Regions from separate parts of the Homo sapiens genome. Here region 2 is linked to region 1. Evidence: chromatin loops called from intact Hi-C (ENCODE). Cell type or tissue: ascending aorta. All regions are shown on one strand. Links, peaks and the distances in the headings refer to the core of each region. The heading gives the core; the rest is flanking DNA. Region 1 holds the start of LARGE-AS1 (LARGE antisense RNA 1). Region 2 overlaps LARGE1 (LARGE xylosyl- and glucuronyltransferase 1).

Region 1 (9,580 bases), core at 428-8,427:
TACGATACAGTATTGTTAACTATAGGCTCTGTGTTTTGCAGTAGCTCTGTAGGACTTACTCATCTTGTGTAACTGTAATATTGTACCCTTTGAATAATACCTCCACATTTCTTCCTCCCCCCAGCCCCAGGAAGCACCATTCTACTCTGTTATTACACGCTCTTCAAATTACCCAGTTTGAGTATGGCATCTTTTTCCTGCTACAGCTCTGACGAATACAACTAGCCATTCCCTTTCCTGAATTTAACAGCTCTGACGAATACAACTAGCTATTCCCTTTCCTGAATTTAACCTCCTCAGATATCCAAGTTTTGCCCCAATATCACTATCTCAATAAGTTCTCTCGGGTCATTCTACTTAGAAATGCAGGCCGGGCTGGGTGCGGTGGCTCATGCCTGTAATCCGAGCACTTTGGGAGGCTGAGGTGGGCGGATCACAAGTTCAGGAGATCGAGACCATCGTGGCTAACATGGTGAAACCCCGTCTCTACTGAAAATACAAAAAATTAGCCAGGCATGGTGGTAGGCGCCTGGTAGTCCCAGCTACTGGGAAGGCTGAGGCAGGAGAATGGCGTGAACCCGGGAGGCGGAGCTTGCAGTGAGCCAAGATCACACCACTGCACTCCAGCCTGGGCAACAGAACAAGACTCCGTCTCAAAAAAAAAAAAAAAAAAAAATTGCAGGCTGGGCGCAGTGGTTCACGCCTGTAATCCCAGCACTTTAGGAGGTGGAGGTGGGTGGATCACCTGAGGTCAGGAGTTCCAGACCAGCCTGACCAACATGGTGAAATCCTGTCTCTACTAAATACAGAAAAAAATTAGCCGGGTGTGGTGGCGCATGCCTGTAATCCCAGCTACTTGGGAGGCTGAGGCAAAAGAATCGCTTGAACCAGGGAGGCGCGGAGGTTGCAGTGAGCCGAGATAGCACCATTGCACTCCATCCTGGGCAACAAGAGTAAAACTCCGTCTCAAAAAAAAAGTAATTATAATAAAAATAAAATAAAATAGAAATGCAACCCCCTCTCCACTTCTCATCATTCATCCCTACTTAATTTTTCTCCTTACCACTTTTTAATATGTTGTATAATACAGTCATATTACAGTTGACCCTTAAACAACATGGGAACTAGGGACACTAACCCCCTGCACAGTCAAAAATTCGTGTAAGCTTTCAAAAACAATTTTATGGATACATAGTAGGTGTATAGATTTACAGCGTGCATGAGTTGTTTTGGTACAGGCATGCAATGTGAAATAAGCACATCGTGGAGATGCATATAACTTTTGACTTCCTGAACATTTGACTCTTGATAACCTACTGTTGACCAGAAGCTTTAACAGTAACAGTTGATTCACATGTAGTTTGTATGTATGTTATATATTATATACTGTACTCTTACAGTGAAGTAAACTAGAGAGGAGAAATTGTTATTAAGAACATCAAAAGGAAAATATATTTACTATGTATTAAGTAGAAGCAGATCATCATAGAGGTTTTCATCTTCATCTTCATGTTGAGTAGGCTGAGGAGGAGGAGAGATTGGTCTTGCTGTCTCAGGGGTGGCAGAGGCAAGAGAAAATCTGTGTATTTGTGGACTCATGCACTTTAAACCCGTGTTGTTCAAGGGTTAACTGTATTTTGGTCTCTGTCTCCCTCAACACACACACGCACGCATGCACGCACACACACACGCATGCACACACGCACACACACACTTCATGAGGGCAGGGACTTCTGTCATTTCCATACCCCAACAATGAGACTCATGCCTGGCATCTTATAGGTCCTCCATAAATACTTGATGAGGGGAGAACGGGTAAGCATGAGAGCCTCTACATGTGTGTACGCTAACTCATTTGCTTCTCTTGACAGCCTTCCTCAGGAAGCAGAGATAAAGATCTTTGCAACTGTAGGAACCAAGGCTTAGGGAAGGGGCTAGGGCCATGTCCATCCTGTGTTCCTGTTGTTGATCTTCATTGTCCTTGATAGCGCCTGTTGTTTGGGAATGGGCTTTGCAGGCCCTTAAATAAGGGCACCCAGCTCTTTGAGGGATTGGTGGCATTTTCAGTGGAAGTAAATGAAAAGCCTCCTAATGTGGCTACTTTGAAGCAGACCAGAGTCATTGGATGGAGGAAGTCTGGTGTGTTATACCCTAACTGATCATATTATTAGCATATTTATCTCTCATGATATTGAGCACAGCAAGTAAATTTGATTCCTCATCTTCTGGAATGCATTAGTGATAGTTTATATCCCTTGAAAGGCTGAAGCTTAACCCATTTCCCATGACATTGTTCAATGTCCCTTCTGTCAAAGGAGAGAGACCTAATTCAACTCATGTCTTTTTCTCTTCCTTCTGAGGCTGCTGCCTTAAAATTGGATGGTTGATTGCAGTCAGTATCTTTGGCTGTGACTTCATGTAATTATTTCCTTCCCAATTCCTTTCCCCATTGCATATTGCCTTTTGCTTAATCTGCACTTTGGTGTTCTATATACATGTGTTTTAATTGTAAGTTAACTCATTTTGGGGGAGGGCAGGAATTAAGGTTTATATTATAAATGAAACAAGAATTCTTATCACTATATCATCGTCAGTTCATCATCTCTATGCATTATTTTATGATGACACTACATAAATTGGTTTCTTTTCTGAAATAAAAGCTCATTCCAAGAATGCCTTTTTTTGTGGGGAGGGGGGTGACAGTTAATACCTTTGAGCTTCTGGATCTTTTTACAAACATTATCAGACAAGTAAAGAAAGCTGGATATTATTTCTTTGGCAAAGTAGAGAAAGCTGAGGCCAACCGCAGGCCAAGGACTCACTCACCTAATACTATATTTACTCCCTTCCTCTATCCGTAACCGTGTGTTTGTAGACTTGATAATTATTGAGTGTCTACCTCATGGGTGTAGACCTATGGGTCCTGCCCTCTAGTAGCTAGTGAGGAAGTGGGACACAGCAGGCCAGTCTAGTATAGCATCCTACCTGCCTAACAGGCATTGCCTACTGGGAGTGTGTCTGTCCTGGAGTGTCAGGGACAACTTCCCACAGGTGGTACCTGGAAGAAATCCCCTGGAAATGTGTCTCTGTTGTTGGTTTTTTTTTTTTTTTTTTTTTTTTTTTTGGTGGTAGGGGTGGAGACGGAGTCTCGCTTTGTTGCCCAGGCTGTAGTGCAGTGGCGTGATCTTGGCTCACTGCAGCCTCTGCCTCCCAGGTTCAAGCGATTCTCCTGCCTCAGCCTCCTGAGTAGCTGGGATTACAGGCATGCACCCCCGTGCCTGGCTAATTTTTGTATTTTTAGTAGAGACGGGATTTCACCATGTTGGCCAGGCTGGTCTTGAACTCCTGACCTCAAGTGATCTGCCTGCCTTGGCCTCTCAAAGTGTTGGGATTACAGGAGTGAGCCACTGAGCCTGGCCGTTCTGGAAATTTTTTAATTTGTGGGATAAAGAGTCTGTAGGCTGGAGGAATAGCCTGCATATGTGTATAGGTGTAGATGATGAATACGGGATACTACAAGTGGAGTTGGGGCTACTGAAGTAGACAGGAGCCAGATCATATGAATTGAGTAGCACAGTTGATGTGAAGTCATTTCAAGGGCTTTGAGCAAGACATTGCTGGATCAGACTTGGGTTTTCTCTCTGTTTATATGGACACTTGGCCTTTGATATCAGGGCTTGTGAGTGCAGATCCATCTACCTGACCCCTGAATACCCCTTACCTGTCCCCAGTCCTTTGATCTCACCTCTCCTCCCTGCTGATGTCTTTAATGCTGGCCCTGCTCTGCTCAAATCTCACCTGCCCTAAGAAGCTTCCCCTGACCTTTCCAAGCCTCAGGAAGTCCCTGCCTTCCCTGACTGTCGTTGCCTTGGTTTTCTGTGTTAGCCATTTAGAGAGAGGAACTAGTTTCAGGTCCCAGCCTTATCAGCCAGTATATTTGTGATATCACGTGTATCATGTGATTCTTCTGGGTCTTACTTTCTGCATCTATAAGATGGACATGATAATAATACTTTCCAGACCAAGAAGATAAACAGACATACATTTGTATTCTTCCTCAAGCAAATGTGAATTTGTGCTAGATCACCTTCCTCTTAAACGACATTCCTGGTGGGGATTGAAGCCACAGGGCTCTAGTAAGCTACATCTCTCTCCACGTTCTGTTTTCCATCTTCACTGACATTGCTGTAGGGTGGTGAGAGAAACAGGGCATTAGATACACTCTTTTACTTTATTTGGTTTAGCAAAATATTAGCACCTTTATGGGTCTTGGTTCCTCATTGCGATATATACAAGAGTAATACCTACTACCTCCTTTAATGAGAGAATTGAATCAGATGGTGAATGGATCACCCTCTGTTCAGTGCCCAGCCCCAAACAGATGCTAATTAAATGGCTTAATCAAACCAGCTCAGGCTGTTACTGGATGTCATCCCTTGGCACAGTCTGACATTTCTTGATTCTTGTTAACAGCCCTATAACAATATTGTCATAAGAAATAGAAAACATCATTTTCTTTAGGGACCAATTTGGAGCCCATCCATAACTGTCTTCCAGCTCCTCCTGGCTTCCCCCTGTCACCTTGACCTTCAGGGAGCCTTGTTTCTGCTGCCGGCATTGACCCATCCGTGCTAGCCATGACAGACTGATTCTCCCTACCCGGCTTTTCCAAATCTACTCACATCTCATCTCAAAACCTCTTTCTCTCATCCATATTGCCTTGCTTTCTCATTCCTTTGCCATTTAGTAGGTAATGATTTCTATTAAGATGATCATCAGGATTTATTGAGCAGAGAGGTAGATATTGACACTGACTGGGAGGCATGATCCGAGTGGGGAGGGAATTCTGTCCCTGCACCCCAATTCCCCCAGTCTTGCCTGCTGCTTATAAAGTTAGCTGGAGTCCCAGTGTAGTGCCCCATCTGTGCAGTAGGGAAATTGCCCACCTTGGGGCTGGCCAAGTAATGGAAGCTTCACAAATACACCATATTAAAAAGGACTTTGCACATCTGGCATTAGAATATTTCCAGCCCTGGCTCAGTGCTTGGCACAGGTGGCTGTTCACAGATATTTTTAGAAGCAAGGAAAGGAGGAGGGGAGGAGTATATCATAAGACATTTGGCATCTCCTGCCTTTGCTGAGTAAAGGGGAAGGAATTTAGGATTTGTACGGTGAATATTGCCACGTGTTTACGAGTATTTATATAATGCTAATATTTCAGTTGCAGGGAAAAACTTGTCCTGAAGATGTTAAAGCTGGAAGTCAGTGATCTTCTACACCTCCTGGAATTTTATAGCTGTGTGCTCTCAGGTTTAGAGTCAGGAGGGGAAGGCCCAGGGCCATGTGTCATTTCTTGGCAGAGCTTGGCTTAGGACTACTTTTCATCCATTCCCTGTTCTTTTCCATATTTCCCAGTTTTCCCATTTTTGTCTCAATCTGTCTGCCTGTCTGTTGCACTCTACCCATCTACTTATTTACCTGTCGGCTTCCACTGTGCTCTAGAATGTTGCCCACTGTGATCTTTTGGGCAAGTTAATGTCTCAGGGCCCAGTTTCCTCAACTGGAAAAAAAAAAAAAAAAGAGTAGCTGTGAAAATAAATAGTGATTTATAAGCGCTAGATTTTGGGGGCTGGAGAATCCTTCCTTATGGGGGGCAGGGAGGCTGTCTTGTGAACTGTATGACATTTTGCAGCTTTCCGAACCTACTATGTACCAGCAGCATCTCTCCCCTGATTTGTGACTCCAAAAGTGTCTCCAGACATTGCCAAATGTCTCCGCGGCAGGGGGGCAAATTGCCCTTGGCTGAAAAGTACTGGCACAGAGTAAGCAATTATTAAATATTGTTTTAAAAAAAACACTGTCATTATGACTATTCTGCAGTTATTTAATTTATCTGAAAAGTGTTCATTTGGTGCTTACTGTATATACTGCAGAGCTCTGAGCCGTGAGAGGCAAGTGGAAAATGTAAGCCTGATGTTCTTGCTTTCTAGGAGATTACGATGCGGTTCACAGTCACACACCTGTGGATGGGCTTCCGAGGGGGCTTTGAACGTTTTGTTTCAACCTAAATTTAGCAAAAGGACAATTGTGAGGCTTGAGAGGCATGTCTGCATGCTCCCAGACCTTCTCTTTGGGTTCGTGGTCCTCCCCTACCCTGCCCCTTTTGATTACCAGTGAATGCAGCAGTGGTGACAGGTAAATGACCTTGTTGGTTGGTCCTCTAGTTCCTGATGAACCCTCAACTGGGAGGGACTGTCTGTGAATCAGAGCAGCTGGCTCTTTGAAAAGAAAGGCACTATTGCACAGTTGCTGCTGCTGACCCTTGCATTCAGAATACCGGCCGAGGCCAATGGGCAGGTCACCACCCTGTCGCCTCTGTGCTCCTGCCTCCCAGACCACATCCTGGGATTCTTCCCTCGCCCCATGCAGTAGCAGAAGGGTGTCACAAAGCGACTCTGCTCAGACCCACCATCAGACCTGACCGCTGGCCTTTCCAGAGCTTCCAGAGCCACTCAGCCCTGCCCTCCTGGCTCTGCCTCCCGCGGCCCCCACCCTTGTGTCTTCTCTTACTCACCTCACACACACCTGCTCTCCTCACTGTGCGCACTGCCCTGGCCCCGCTTCTGGGAATGCTCTTTCCATGGATCCCTTGTAGCCCCTTTACTTCCTGCAGGTCTTTGTTTACACTTCACCTTGTGAGAGAGGGCCCTTTATGAAGTCAGAATCAGAACCCTCCTCCTCCCACCCCACCTTTCCTTCCTTTATTTCCTTCACAACTCTGATCACTGCCTGATGCCTCCACTGTATTTGCTGGCTGTTGAGACTGTCTCTTTTCTATGTTCTCCCGCTGGACTGTAAACTCCCTGAGGGCAGGTGATTGGTTGGTCATGTTCAGTACACTTAGAAGTGCCCAGCTTGTCCCAGACACTCAGTAATAATTGCCGAATGAATGAATGGATGAATAAATGAATGAGCCAAGGGAGAAGAAGTTACCATGACTGTTACAAAGTTGATAAATGCATGCAGAGCCTTTGTTCACCATTTTCTGGGAGGAATGGGTCTCCCGTACCATAGCCTGTGGGCATGGCTGGGTGGAGTTTGGTCTACATTATATCAACTCTTCCCTTCTCTATCTGGAGATAATTCTCTCCTGGGTAATGAGCCTACTGGAGCATACAGATGAGGGCACGAAGGTGACCCTTATAGAACTGTGGCTGAGAGCCAGGGATTCCCACTTCCACCTCCACCCCCATAGCATCATCAGTCTAGTCAAGAAAGACCCGTGGTCTTTGTATTATGGGACTTAGTCCTTCATTGTCCCTGTGGCTCTGCTTTTCACCCCTGTCTCATGCTCTCCTCCTTCACCCTTCCCATCTGATGTGTGCTGAATTGTTAGGAGAACAGCAAAAATGCATTCCTTTGCTGACACTTCTCTACCTGTGGTTGTCTTCCACTCTGCGTCATGTGCCGTATCCGCCTGTCACCCCGGCACACTGTCAGCCACGCAGCCTCTCGTTCCCTGTGTTTCCTTGCACACTCGTGCTCTGCTGGCCTCTGTCACTCTCACTGGGCGTCCTGCCTGCCTTCCCACCCCCTGCACGTGTCCCTGTTGGCACTTCCCTATTCACACTCTCCTCTCCACCAAGCTTCCTTTGACGCTTCCTCTTTCAAGCTGTGCAGCCTTCTTCAGCTGACAGTTCAGCATCGTTCCATTTCTGAAGCAGGGAATTGGTTTGGTGGGCACTAGCTCCAAGTTTGCCTTTGTGGTATTTCTAGCCTCCTTCATTCTCTTTCCTGTTTTGGCTGCAACCAAAGGCTGGGCTCAGTGATGAATCGCAATTGGGTTTGGTGGCCCAGCCGGGCCCTTCTCAGGTTAAGGGTGGTATAGGGAGTTGTGTGAATGAATGAGGTCCCGCAGAGAGACCATCACACATGGGTAGAGGGGGAAAAAAGGGGGGCTCAGAATGCCTGTGTGGATGGCAGTCTCCTGAAATACAGGAGTTTTTCTCTCTAAGGTACACCACAAATTTTATCTTCCAACATTTCTTAGTCATTTTCCAAATTCCATGTCCCTTTTCCCTTGATTTGTTGATTAACTTCATATGAGCCTTACCCAAATCCGCCTGATATCAGTGTGTGTGTCTGTGTGTAAGGTTTTTGGAATCAGCAAGCACCTTTTTCATTCTTGTTTCCACTCATCACCTTACAGTACCTCACTGGACACAATGGATTTCCAAAGCATCTGTAGACATGAGCTGATTCTAGAATTTCTTTGTACATCACCCACATCCTGGAGCTGTTTCTTGGGAGAAAGAAAGATGGCATGCCTCCCTTTGCCCCTGGACCCTGAAGGCTGTGCTCTTTACACCGTGAACCTAAATCTGGGCTTGGTCTGCAGCCAACCTGGAAATTCACTACTGCAACTCCGTTTTCTTTTTAACGAGAGCTTCATACGGTTCTTTTAAACTAGAAACTTCTCTTTCTTGTAATTGTCTCTAATGGCTTCCTTGTTCGAACAAGCCTTTGCTAGCTTCTGTCTGACCCCTTTGGCTTTGCTTTCTGCCTCCTTTTATCCTCCAGCCTTTCGTATAGATTCCAGAGGAATCTTCCTCAAAGGCTGTGCCACTCCCTGTTCAAAGGCTTTCTGTGGCTCCTCATTGCCTAGAAAGCAAGTGAGTAAGGCCAGATATTGTTAGTGGCTCACTTACCGCATTCCAGGATCTTGCTCTAATTTCCCTTTACAACGTCATCAAAACAGCTCACCCCCAAGCTCCGACCTCAACTCCCACTTGCGACCCCAATCAGCAGCCTACCCATGCTGCGGCCTCGATGGTTCCCTGAATGCACGTGTTCCTTTTCTGTCTCTGTGTTGTTAACTCATGCAGGGTCCACCCCCTTCTTCCTAGACCTACCTCACCTTTTTTGTAGAGTCCCTCTTCACTGTTTCTTCCATTCTGTCTTATCAGGATTATTTTTCTGTCTTTGGTCTTGCCATTATACTTCCCTCCATTGGGTGACTTACTATAACGTGCCTTCTGCTGTGACTCTGTTGGATGTTTTTGAGTGTTCATTCAATTCTAAGGGCAGGAATGATGTATTTCCCCCATAATGTGCAGCTCGGTTCCATGCACATCATAGGTGCTCAACACGTTTTCATTCACTTGAAGGACTTTTACCGTTGTATTTGTCACAATATTTGTTACTGTTATTTTTGTCATCACCACATCATTGACCTTAGTATCTTCCTAATGACTTATAATTGACAAAGTAATTCCCTCCCTTCTTTCCTTCCTTTCCTTCCTTTCCTTTCTTCTCTCTCCCTCTCCCTCCTCTCCTCTCCCTCTCCCTCCTCTCCCTCTCCCTCCTCTCCCTCTCCCTCCTCTCCCTCTCCCTCCTCTCCCTCTCCCTCCTCTCCCTCTCCCTCTTCCTCCCTTCCTTTCTCCCTCCCAGGCTAGAGGGCAGTGGCGTGATCTCGGCTCATTGCAACCTCCGCCTCCCAGGTTCAAGCGATTCTCCTGCCTCAGAGTCCCGAGTAGCTGAGATTACAGATGCCCACCACCACGCCCGGCTAATTTTTTGT
Region 2 (9,580 bases), core at 717-8,716, 110 kb before region 1:
GTCCCTCCGTTTGGGGTCCCTGACTTCCCGCAACAGAACTTGGATCTGTTCAAGACCCTAGATCTAGCTATGAAGTCACAGGAAGTATACAGAGGGCAGAGATGCAGGTTAAATGACAAACAGAGACGCTGTCATGAAAATTCAGACAGCGGAAAACTCTGTAGAAAAACAGCTCTGTTCTTCACCAAGGAAATTGTAAAGGGGAAAATTTGATGGCACTGGTGGCTTGTGGATTTTAGATGAAGTTAAGGAATTAATGTTCTTTTCTTAGTGTGGTAATGAAATTGAGATTTAAAAATAAAGATTTTGAAACCCTCAGGACCAAGATGATAGTATATCGCGGATTTGCTTCAAAGTAATCACGGGGCGGGGAGAAAGGGAGTCATGGGAATGAGTAGGTTAGAGAGGAAACAAGGCTGTAATTATCATGACTTGATAATTACTGATATTGGGTCATAGGTACATAGGGACTCTCTTGTTTTAATGTTTTTAACATTTTTCATAATACAAATGTTAAGTGAAATAATGATTTAGTCTATTTCTTAGCCATTTCCTAAAGATATGCATTATAAGGTCCATTATAGGCCAGGCGTGGTGGCTCACACTTGTAATTCCAGCACTTTGGGAGGCTGAGGCGGGTAGATGATCTGAGGTCAGGAGTTCGAGACCAGCCTGACCAACATGGAGAAACCCCGTCTCTACTAAAAATACAAAATTAGCCGGGCATGGTGACGCATGCCTGTAATCTCAGCTACTCAGGAGGCTTAGGCAGGAGAATCGCCTGAACCCAGGAGGTAGAGGTTGCGGTGAGCTGAGATCGTGCCATTACACTCCAGCCTGGGCAACAAGAGTGAAACTCTGTCTCAAAAACTAAAAATAAATAAGTAAATAAATAAGATCCATTATACATCCCATCCTGGAATTTTTCAACTTGATGTGATGCTACAAAGATGATCTAGTTCCCTAATATCATTCCATGAACTTCTAGGATTCTGGGTTTCCCAGGGGCTGGGGGAGGTAAGGGAGAGAGACTCAGGTAAGTGGGACTTTAGAATCCTGTAAATACACTTCAATCACAGATGCGTCACCTGTGTGTTTTAGATCTTTGCATTTCCCGGAAGATTTTATTGGGGACAAAAAGGGGGCTTGTTATTTATAGAAAGAAAAGTTTGAGGCCAGGCGCGGTAGCTCACGTCTGTAATCCCAGCACTTTGGGAGGCCGAGGCGGGTGGCTCACGAGGTCAGGAGTTCAAGACCAGCCTAACCAACATGGAGAAACCCCATCTCTATTAAAAATACAACATTAGCCAGGCATGGTGGTGCGTGCCTGTAATCTCAGCCACTCAGGAGGCTGAGGCAGGAGAATCTCTTGAGCCCGGGAGGCGGAGGTTGCAGTGAGCCGAGATTGTGCCATTGCATTCCAGCCTGGGCAACAAGAGCCAAACTCCGTCTCAAAAAAAAAAAAAAAGTTTGGAAACCACACTCTTATTTTATAAACAAGGAAACCAAAGCACACAGAGGGGAGGTGATATACCCAAGTTCGCACGGTAGGCAAGTCGCCAATCCCCAGACCCCATGGCAGCTGTTTTTATGCTCTTCAGTCATGCCGGTCCCCAGTCATTACCCTTCAGACCTCTTGCACAGGGGCCCCAAGGAAGATAGGTCACCTGCATTCCAGCTTCCAGTGCTGCCTGATCGTCCTAAGTGGAAGCTGTGCTGAAATTGAAATCACTTCCTGTGTTCAAAGCACCGAAAGGAGAGCCCCATTGGAGATGCACTTACTGCATGCTCCCAGCTCCCAGCTTGCTCTTTACTAAACTCCCTGTGCCAGGGAGCATTATAGCAGGAGGAATACATTGAATTTGGGAAACAAACAGTCTCATTGGGACTCTTCCTGGGCTAGAAAGCCTGTATGTTGAACACTTAATCATTTTTAATGCTTGTTTCACCTGCTCTCATCTTTATTTGCCCTCAATAAAACCAAGAAACCTTGGACGGTCTCAAGAGGTATCCTGTCTTTCAGGGTTAGGGACACTGTGGAACACAGAATCTAGGGTTGCAAGTCTTGTCTGTAAATTGGAGGTTTTTTCTTGTCTTTTTTTTTTTTTTTTGAGACGGAGTTTCACTTTTGTCACCCAGGCTGGAGTGCAGTGGCACCATCTCGGCTCACTGCAACCTCCGCCTCCCGGGTTCAAGCGATTCTCCTGCCTCAGCCTCCCAACTAGCTGGGATTATAGGTTCCCACCACCATGCCCAGCTAGTTTTTTGTATTTTTAGTAGAGACGGAGTTTTAATGTGTTGGGCAGCCTGGTCTCGAACTGCTGACTTCAGGTGATCCGCCCGCCTTGGCCTCTTAGGAAAGAAAGGAGATGAGTAAACTAGAAGTGGGAGGAAGGGTGCCGGGAACAGACTGTGGGAACAGAGTTGCACATATATTCTCTTACGGCCATTTTGGACCAGTGGCCTTTAAACTTCTTTTACTGCACTCAAACCTGCAGGATAAGACTTGTTTTCATCAGTAACATTTGAGTAGAGGTTTGGCCAGGTTGTGGGTACAGGGAGGGCTTGGGGCAGGGGTGGGACCTCTGGAGAGGATGGTGGTGGGACTGCTAGAGGGTTTGAGTGCGGTTTGAATAAACCCCCATATGCATTTTGGATCTTCCTGCATCCGCTACTCTTTCCCTGTCTACCTCTGTTGAGACCTCTTTAATTTTTTATTTTTATTTATTTATTTATTTATTTATTTATTTTTTTGAGAGGGAGTCTTGCTCTATCCCTCAGGCTAGAGTGCAGTGGTGCAATCTCGTCTCACTGCAAACTCTGTCTCCTGGGGTCGGGCGATTCTCCTGCCTCAGCCTCCCAAAGTGCTGGGATTACAGGCATGAGCCACTGTGCCTGGCCCAAAGTGCCAATCCTTACAGCCACCCTCTCTGCCTTCCAGTCTGGAAGGGACATACTCCCGACCCACTGCAGTATACTGAACAAAGATGTTCACACGCACAGGGCGGTGGGGAAGGAGAGCTGACCCATTCACAAGCAGGGAAGATAGAACGGAAAATCAAGGACAGCTTCACAGAAGAGATAAAGCCTGGGTTGGGTTGTGAGGATGAAAAGGATGTCTTCCAGGAAGGCTAGGAGTATGGAAATCCAGGGCCACGTGAACAACATAGACAGGACCCCCCCAGAGGAACAAAACAGATGCCCTGTTTGGAGAACTGTAGGTGTTGTGGTTTTTTTGTTTTGTTTTGTTTTGTTTTGTTTTGTTTTGTTTTGTTTTGTTTGTGCTAGAATGGGAAATGTGAGTGAGAGAGAGCAACAGGTAAAATGCTGGAGACATTCTCAAGAGTAACATCCCAGCTGCCCTCTAGATCAGTAGCCATTAGCGGCATGTGGCTACTTTAAATGAGTTGAAATGAAATAAAATTAAAAATACAGTTCCTTAGTCTCAATAGCCACCTGCAGCTAGTGGCCACCATATTTTAGAGCACAGATGTAGAAAATATACATCATGACTGTTGGGCAGTGCTGGGCTGAATGTTTCCTTATTTGGCTCACATCTGTCAAGCTGCACCTGGTGTTTCGTGACACCTGCACGCGTCAGGTTTTGGAGTGGCTTGCTTCGTTTTGGTAGAAGAGCCTGTACTGGCTGCTCAGGGCCACAGTGGATGTGCCAGAGAGATTGAATGTATAGTTAGAAGCAATGTACAATTGCTCAAGATATGAATATTAGTAACTTTGTTTTATTTTTTAGCACTGCTCAGATGAATATATAAAAATCCGAAGAAATATGTTATTTCCCCTCTAAGCCAGCAGAGCTACTAGTTTTATTAAGCAGACAATGGCAAATCTATTTTTAATTTAATTTTTTATTAAAAAATGCCCTACTGCTTGAGATTCTAATCTCTAGCTGAATAGTAAGTGTCATTTTCGAGTTGCGAATCGCCAGAGCAACAGCGTGCGTCGAAGGCACTTAATAAATAGGATTCGGTGCTTTACGTCCGTGTAGAGACAAAAATAGATCAAAAAGCTTTTCGATTTTACTTTTGAGTACAGTGTTCTGACTTTCTAGATGGTAAGGAACCATTTAGAACTATAAAGGGATTTCGATTTCGATAACAGTAACTGTGTTTAATGTTACAAACTTTCTATTTTGTAAGTGGCTTTCTTTGAAGTCCTGTTGGCAGTTTGTTAAATATTTTAGACTGTTATTTGTGACCAAGAGGTTCAGTTTGGAGGACTTTTTGTGATTCACCCGTGTGCTTTAAAATAATTTGCCACTATTTTTGGAGTACTCGGTCCCAGGAGATTTGTGCATGAGTCCTGATTTTGTCTCTTAGTAGCAGTGTGACTCAGGGCAAGTCACATAGCCTGTGCTGAGGATCTCTTGGCTTTCTGACTTTGTATTTATTCACCCTGCTTAGTTTTCCCAGGGAGACCCACACTCACACCCACCCTTTAGCCCATGGACTTTGGTGGAGATGATATTGTGCAGGGCTTCAGGGGGAGACATAGGACTCAGATTATTCCTAATACTGGCTTATAGTAATTGGCTTAGAGGTGGTTTCATGACCTAGTTGGAGCCCACAAGATGTGATGAGGCTTTTGTTGGGGCTGTTGAGAGGTATGTGTGTTCTTTCCCACTGGCCTTGAACTCAGAGGTTGGAGCTGCGGATATTGTAGCTACATCCAACCTAGTAGCTGTCTTGCTACTGCATGGCATCTGAGTATGAAGTCCGTGTGGATGAGAGCAGAGCTGAGGTGGAGAGGGACCAGGCCATCTCCTGGACCCAGATCAAACCTTGCCACAGGGTAGATTCACCTCTGGACCTTACAGATTGTGAACTATTCAGTCCTTTATTTTGCCTGCATTAGTTTGAGTTGGATTTTCTGTCACTTTCATTGGAAAGCTCCCTCAAAAACTCTGAAACATTTTTTGTACATTTGTAAGAGGAAAAAAAAATGAGAGTAACAGAACAGACGCACCTTGGCTTAGCATAGATTGCATCCTGCTAAACCCATCGTAAGTTGAAAATATCAAGTTCAAAATTTGCGTTTAATACATTTAACCTACATTACAGCATAGTTTAGCTTAGCCTGCCTTAAACATGCTCACTTTCATTGGCCTGTATTTGGGCAAAATCATGCAACCTAAGCCTAGGTATATTAAATACTGTACTGAAAATGAAAAACAGAATGGTTATATGGGTACTCAAGTATAGTTTCTATTGAATGCATATTGCTTTTGCATCATCATAAAGCTGGAAAGTCATCCAGGTGCAGTGGCTCACGCCTGTAATCCCAGCACTTTGGGAGGCTGAGGCGGGTGGATCACTTGAGCCCAGGAGTTCGAGACCAGCCTGGGCAACGTGACGAAACCTTGTCTGTATAAAAACTAGAAAAATTAGATGGTCATGGTAGCATGTGCCTGGGGAGTTTAGGCTGCAGTGAGCCGTGATCACGCCACTGTGCTCCAGCCTGGGTGACTGAGCGAGACCCTTTCCCAGAAAAAAAAAAAGCTGAAAAATCTAAGTCGAATTATCCTAAATCGGGGACTGTCTGTACTTACCTTATATCTAGGGTTGCTGTAAAGATGAAGGAGGGCAATAGATCCAATAGTACTTTAAAAGTGGTAAAATACTAGATATTTGCAAGAAAAGATGCTAGAACCTTTCACACCAAATTTTGACTGTGTGAGAAATAAATCAACAATGTAGTTTCACAGCTCCAAGCTAATAGAGATTAAACTATATTACTCTCAGTATTTTGCCAAAGTGAGTTGGTCTTCAAAAATAGTTTTAAAAGAATGTATGTATAAAAAGTTTTTAAAGACAGGAAGTAAAACTGCAACAGGATTTCTTATTCATTTTTATGACCATTTTTGTCTTTTAAAAACTAGGTCCCTTTTTATGCATGGATTCTATTATTTTTCCTAGATTTTACAGTGAGGGGATGTGCATTTTCTTGAGGGGGTGCCGATTTGGTGCAGTGCTGCTTTGCATATATTATTAAATCAAATAGTTTTATAATTGAATATGAAGTAGGGCAAAATCCTAAACCTAGTTAGTATGGGTGTGCATTTCCTGCGTATTCATTTTCCTGTGTTGGTTTACATAGTTTCTTACCACCTTCAATTCGGAGGCATTTTAGAGGCATTTTCTCTAATGATCTGGCCCATAGATCGTTTCATAAGTAAATGGGATCAGCAGGGTTTTATGTCTCCTACAGCAGAAGGTGCCTGGGCTTTAGGGTTGAATGCATCTGGGTTTGAAGCCTGGAGCCCCCACGTTTCCTGGGTCCAGGTGATCTTCTCTGGAACAATGAGGGGCATAGTTCATTGTAGTAGGCATGCATGAAAGTTAGATGAGGTGACGCAAGTCAAAGTGCCTCATACCTGGTAGGTAGTTAATAATCGCTTTTCTTATTTTTTTATTTCATGTAAACGTGTGATTTGAAGGCAGTCAGTCTGTCTCTAGGGAAATTAAGAATTTTAGCAAAGAATCAATTGGTCCCCATAGCATTCATATTTTAACTGTTCAGGCTACTAAATCTTATTCTCACTAGTTGTTCTGTTTTTGTGATCTATACAGGCTGCGGTAGAATGAGAATGTTCTCTATTGGCATGCTAACATATGGTCACTTATTTGTTCAGTTATTTATTTGTTTGTTCCAACATATGTGTAAATGGGGATCTTCTCTGCCAGGGGTTGAGGAAAACATGCTTTTTTCTCGCTGATATGGTTTGGATGTTTGTCTCCTCCAAATCTCATGTTGCAGTGAAATCCACAGTGTTGGAGATGGGGCTGGTGGAAGGTAATTAGATCATGGGGACTGATTCCTCATGAATGGGTTAGCACTGACCCCTTGGTGATGAAACAGTTCTTACTCATGAGAAATCTGGTTGTTTAAAAGAATCTGAGACCTCCTCCCTCTTTCTTGCTCCCACTTTTGTCATGTGACGTGTCTGCTCCTCTTTTACCTCCCACCATGATTGTAAGTTTCCTGAGGCCCTCTCCAGAAGTGCAGAAGATGTGGGTGCTATGCTTCTTGTACAAGCCTGCAGAACCATGAGCCAGTTAAACCTCTTTTCTTTATAAGTTACTCAGCCTCAGGAATTTCTTTCTAGCGATGCAAAAATGAACTAATATCCTAAATTATTTCTTGACTTTTTGGTGGGTCTATGGACTGGGCTATTTCTGAAGCCACTGTTTAGGTAAAAGCATTGGTTTCTATCAGAAATTCTACATTCACTTCCTCTCCTGGCAAAGGTTTTTCTATTATGGGAGTAGTTCATTCCTTTCATTTTTTTCCTCCCTGATATAAACAAAAAACGTGGAGAGCCGTCACGGGTAAGATGGATTGGATTAATTCTGCAGACACAATCAGGGAGACCCAGGAGCCTTTGGGGGAGTGAGGGAGATGAACATCATCTCAGGAAGAACTTTTAACCTCTGGAACTCCCCACCAGTAGGACGGACTGTTCCAGAACGCAGTGGTGATCTACTGCCAAAGATGTTTTATTAGGATAGAAATCGCTAAAGGACAATTATTTATTTATTTATTTATTTTGCTGGGGACAGGGTGGAGTGCAGTGGCACAATCATAGCTCACACTGCAGCCTCAAACTCTTGGGCTCAAGTGATCCTCCTGCCTCAGCCTCCCAAGTAGCTGGGACTGCAGGCATGCTCAACAACATCCAGCTAATCTTTAAACTTTTTGTAGAGATGGGGTCTTGCCCTGTTGCTCAGGCTGGTCTCAAACTCTTGGCCTAAAGGAATCTTCCCATCTTGGCCTCCCAAAGTGCTGGGAATACAGGCATGAGCCACTACACCTGTCCAATTTTTTAAAACACATTTTTTGAGATCCTAGTGGCTGTATGAGTCACTGAAGATTGAATAGACGAGATTTCAGCAGCCATAGTCCCCACATAGAATGTCAGAAGCTTGAAGTTCCATGTTACTAGAGATTGTGTAGGGGTAATGATTGAGAGCAAGAGTCTGCATTCTGTGGGCCAGTCTGTCTTCCTTTAGCCCATGAGCTAAGAATGGCTTTTACATGTTTAAAGTGTCCAAAAAAATCAAAACAAGAGTACTGTTCTGTAGCACGTGAAAATTAAATTTCACTGTCCATAAATTAAGTTTTCTTGGCACACAACCATGCCTGTTTCCTCTTATCTGTGGTTGCTTTCCTACTACAGTGATTGCGAGTTGCCAGAGAGAAAGTATGGCATGCAGAGCTTACGTGATTTACTATCTCACCTTACACATAAAAATTTTGCTGGCCCGTGTTCTAAAGTAGAATATCCTCAACTTTCCCACCCTGAAACTTTGTGGAAAATGATAATGTTTGTTCAGTGTACTGGGATAAGTGGAAGATATCTTGCTGGCCTGGGGCTGAAGGCACCACCTTAGCACACCTGAGGCTCATTTGGGGCAGAGCCTCTTGAAGTTCTCATTGAGAGCCGGCTCTGGCCATAGGCTTCAGCCCTACCTGCAGCTGTTTGATACGAACACACTCACCTGGGTCAGCTCTTCTTCCGAGGCATCCTGAAGATGCCTCATGGACTCAGATGATCATAGTCATCTATGTAGCTGACTCTCACAAGGGTTTTCACAGTTTACAAATGCTTTTCACTTAGGCTGCTTGCTTTTTCTCTGTTTTCAATGGTTACGTTTGTCTCTCACAATCCTTTTGGTCCTGGTCTCTCTCCACTTGAATTAGCCTTTCTTGAAGATGTTAGGGCATGCATGAAAGTGTTTGTTGTTAAAAAATTCGTAATGTTGCAGGGGGAGACAGGACAGGATATATATACATACACACATGTATATATAAACACATATATGTATACTATATATGTGTGTGTGTATATATCCTGTTCGTATCCATATGTACACATATGTATGTATGTATAGGTGTGTGTGTGTGTGTGTGTGTGTATATGTAATACTCTCTACTCCATATATATATATATGGAGTGGCATGTGAAAATTAAATTTCACTGCCCATAAATTAAAAGTATTGCAAAATCCCTGTGCCTTTGGCATTTCAATCACAATCATGGATGTAGCAGTGGGACAAGAGGCTGGAGAAAGCAGGGCCAGATCTTATAGAGTTAGCTGGAGGCGAAGCTCACTCTCCCACATGGAGGTCCCGTGTGCTGCCTGGGTTCTAGCCACATTCTTCTATATTGCTTGGTTGTACTACAGTTACTATTCTGGGATTCATGCACGACCCATCTCCCTTTTCGTTCTCAGTATGTTCATGGTAAACTGCTATTATCTGAACTGGCTTATTGAGTCTCTGTTTCTTGTGATCAGGTCATAATGGTAGTTGGTACTTACAGTGTTCCAGGTCTTGGCCTCACACTTTACATGGATTAATTCTTTTTTTTTTTTTCCAGTAAGGTAGATAATGATGGCCATCCCTATTTTACAGATAAAAAATCTGAATCACAGAAGGGTTAAGTTACTGGTCTAGGTCACCAGCTAGGAAATGAGAGGACTGAGGCTTGAACCCAGGTGGCTTGTTGCTGAAGCTCATTCTTTTTCTACCTTGGGCTGCCACTCGAAGCCATGGAATGCAG

What was found. A loop is a pair of places that touch in the nucleus more often than their neighbours do. Peaks named below come from ENCODE experiments on the same cell type or tissue, not always from the same donor. Only the 100,000 strongest peaks of a DNase experiment are listed, where the experiment ranks them.
Region 2: a loop joins it to region 1, with 2.1 times the contacts of the local background. A loop is called at or near these places in 2 of 110 quality-filtered maps.

What each region holds. Positions count from the first base shown.
Region 1 is chr22:33,722,096-33,731,675 of GRCh38, reverse strand. All of the region lies in intron 2 of LARGE1 (LARGE xylosyl- and glucuronyltransferase 1), which reads left to right. It overlaps LARGE-AS1 (LARGE antisense RNA 1), which reads right to left and starts at 6,690. Exons shown (of 7, transcript NR_038950.1): 1 at 6,575-6,690; 2 at 5,920-6,064; 3 at 4,044-4,185. RefSeq lists an enhancer at 8,864-9,392. In ascending aorta, for the core only: no CTCF peak of the experiment used is centred there; a DNase peak (open chromatin) is centred at 5,025; H3K27ac peaks cover 1,242 bases.
Region 2 is chr22:33,836,611-33,846,190 of GRCh38, reverse strand. The region is part of intron 1 of LARGE1 (LARGE xylosyl- and glucuronyltransferase 1); the gene reads left to right. Among named protein-coding and RNA genes, the nearest start is that of LARGE1, 79 kb to the left of the region's middle. RefSeq lists enhancers at 1,536-1,830, 4,231-4,290. In ascending aorta, for the core only: no CTCF peak of the experiment used is centred there; a DNase peak (open chromatin) is centred at 4,341; H3K4me3 peaks cover 413 bases; H3K27ac peaks cover 1,473 bases.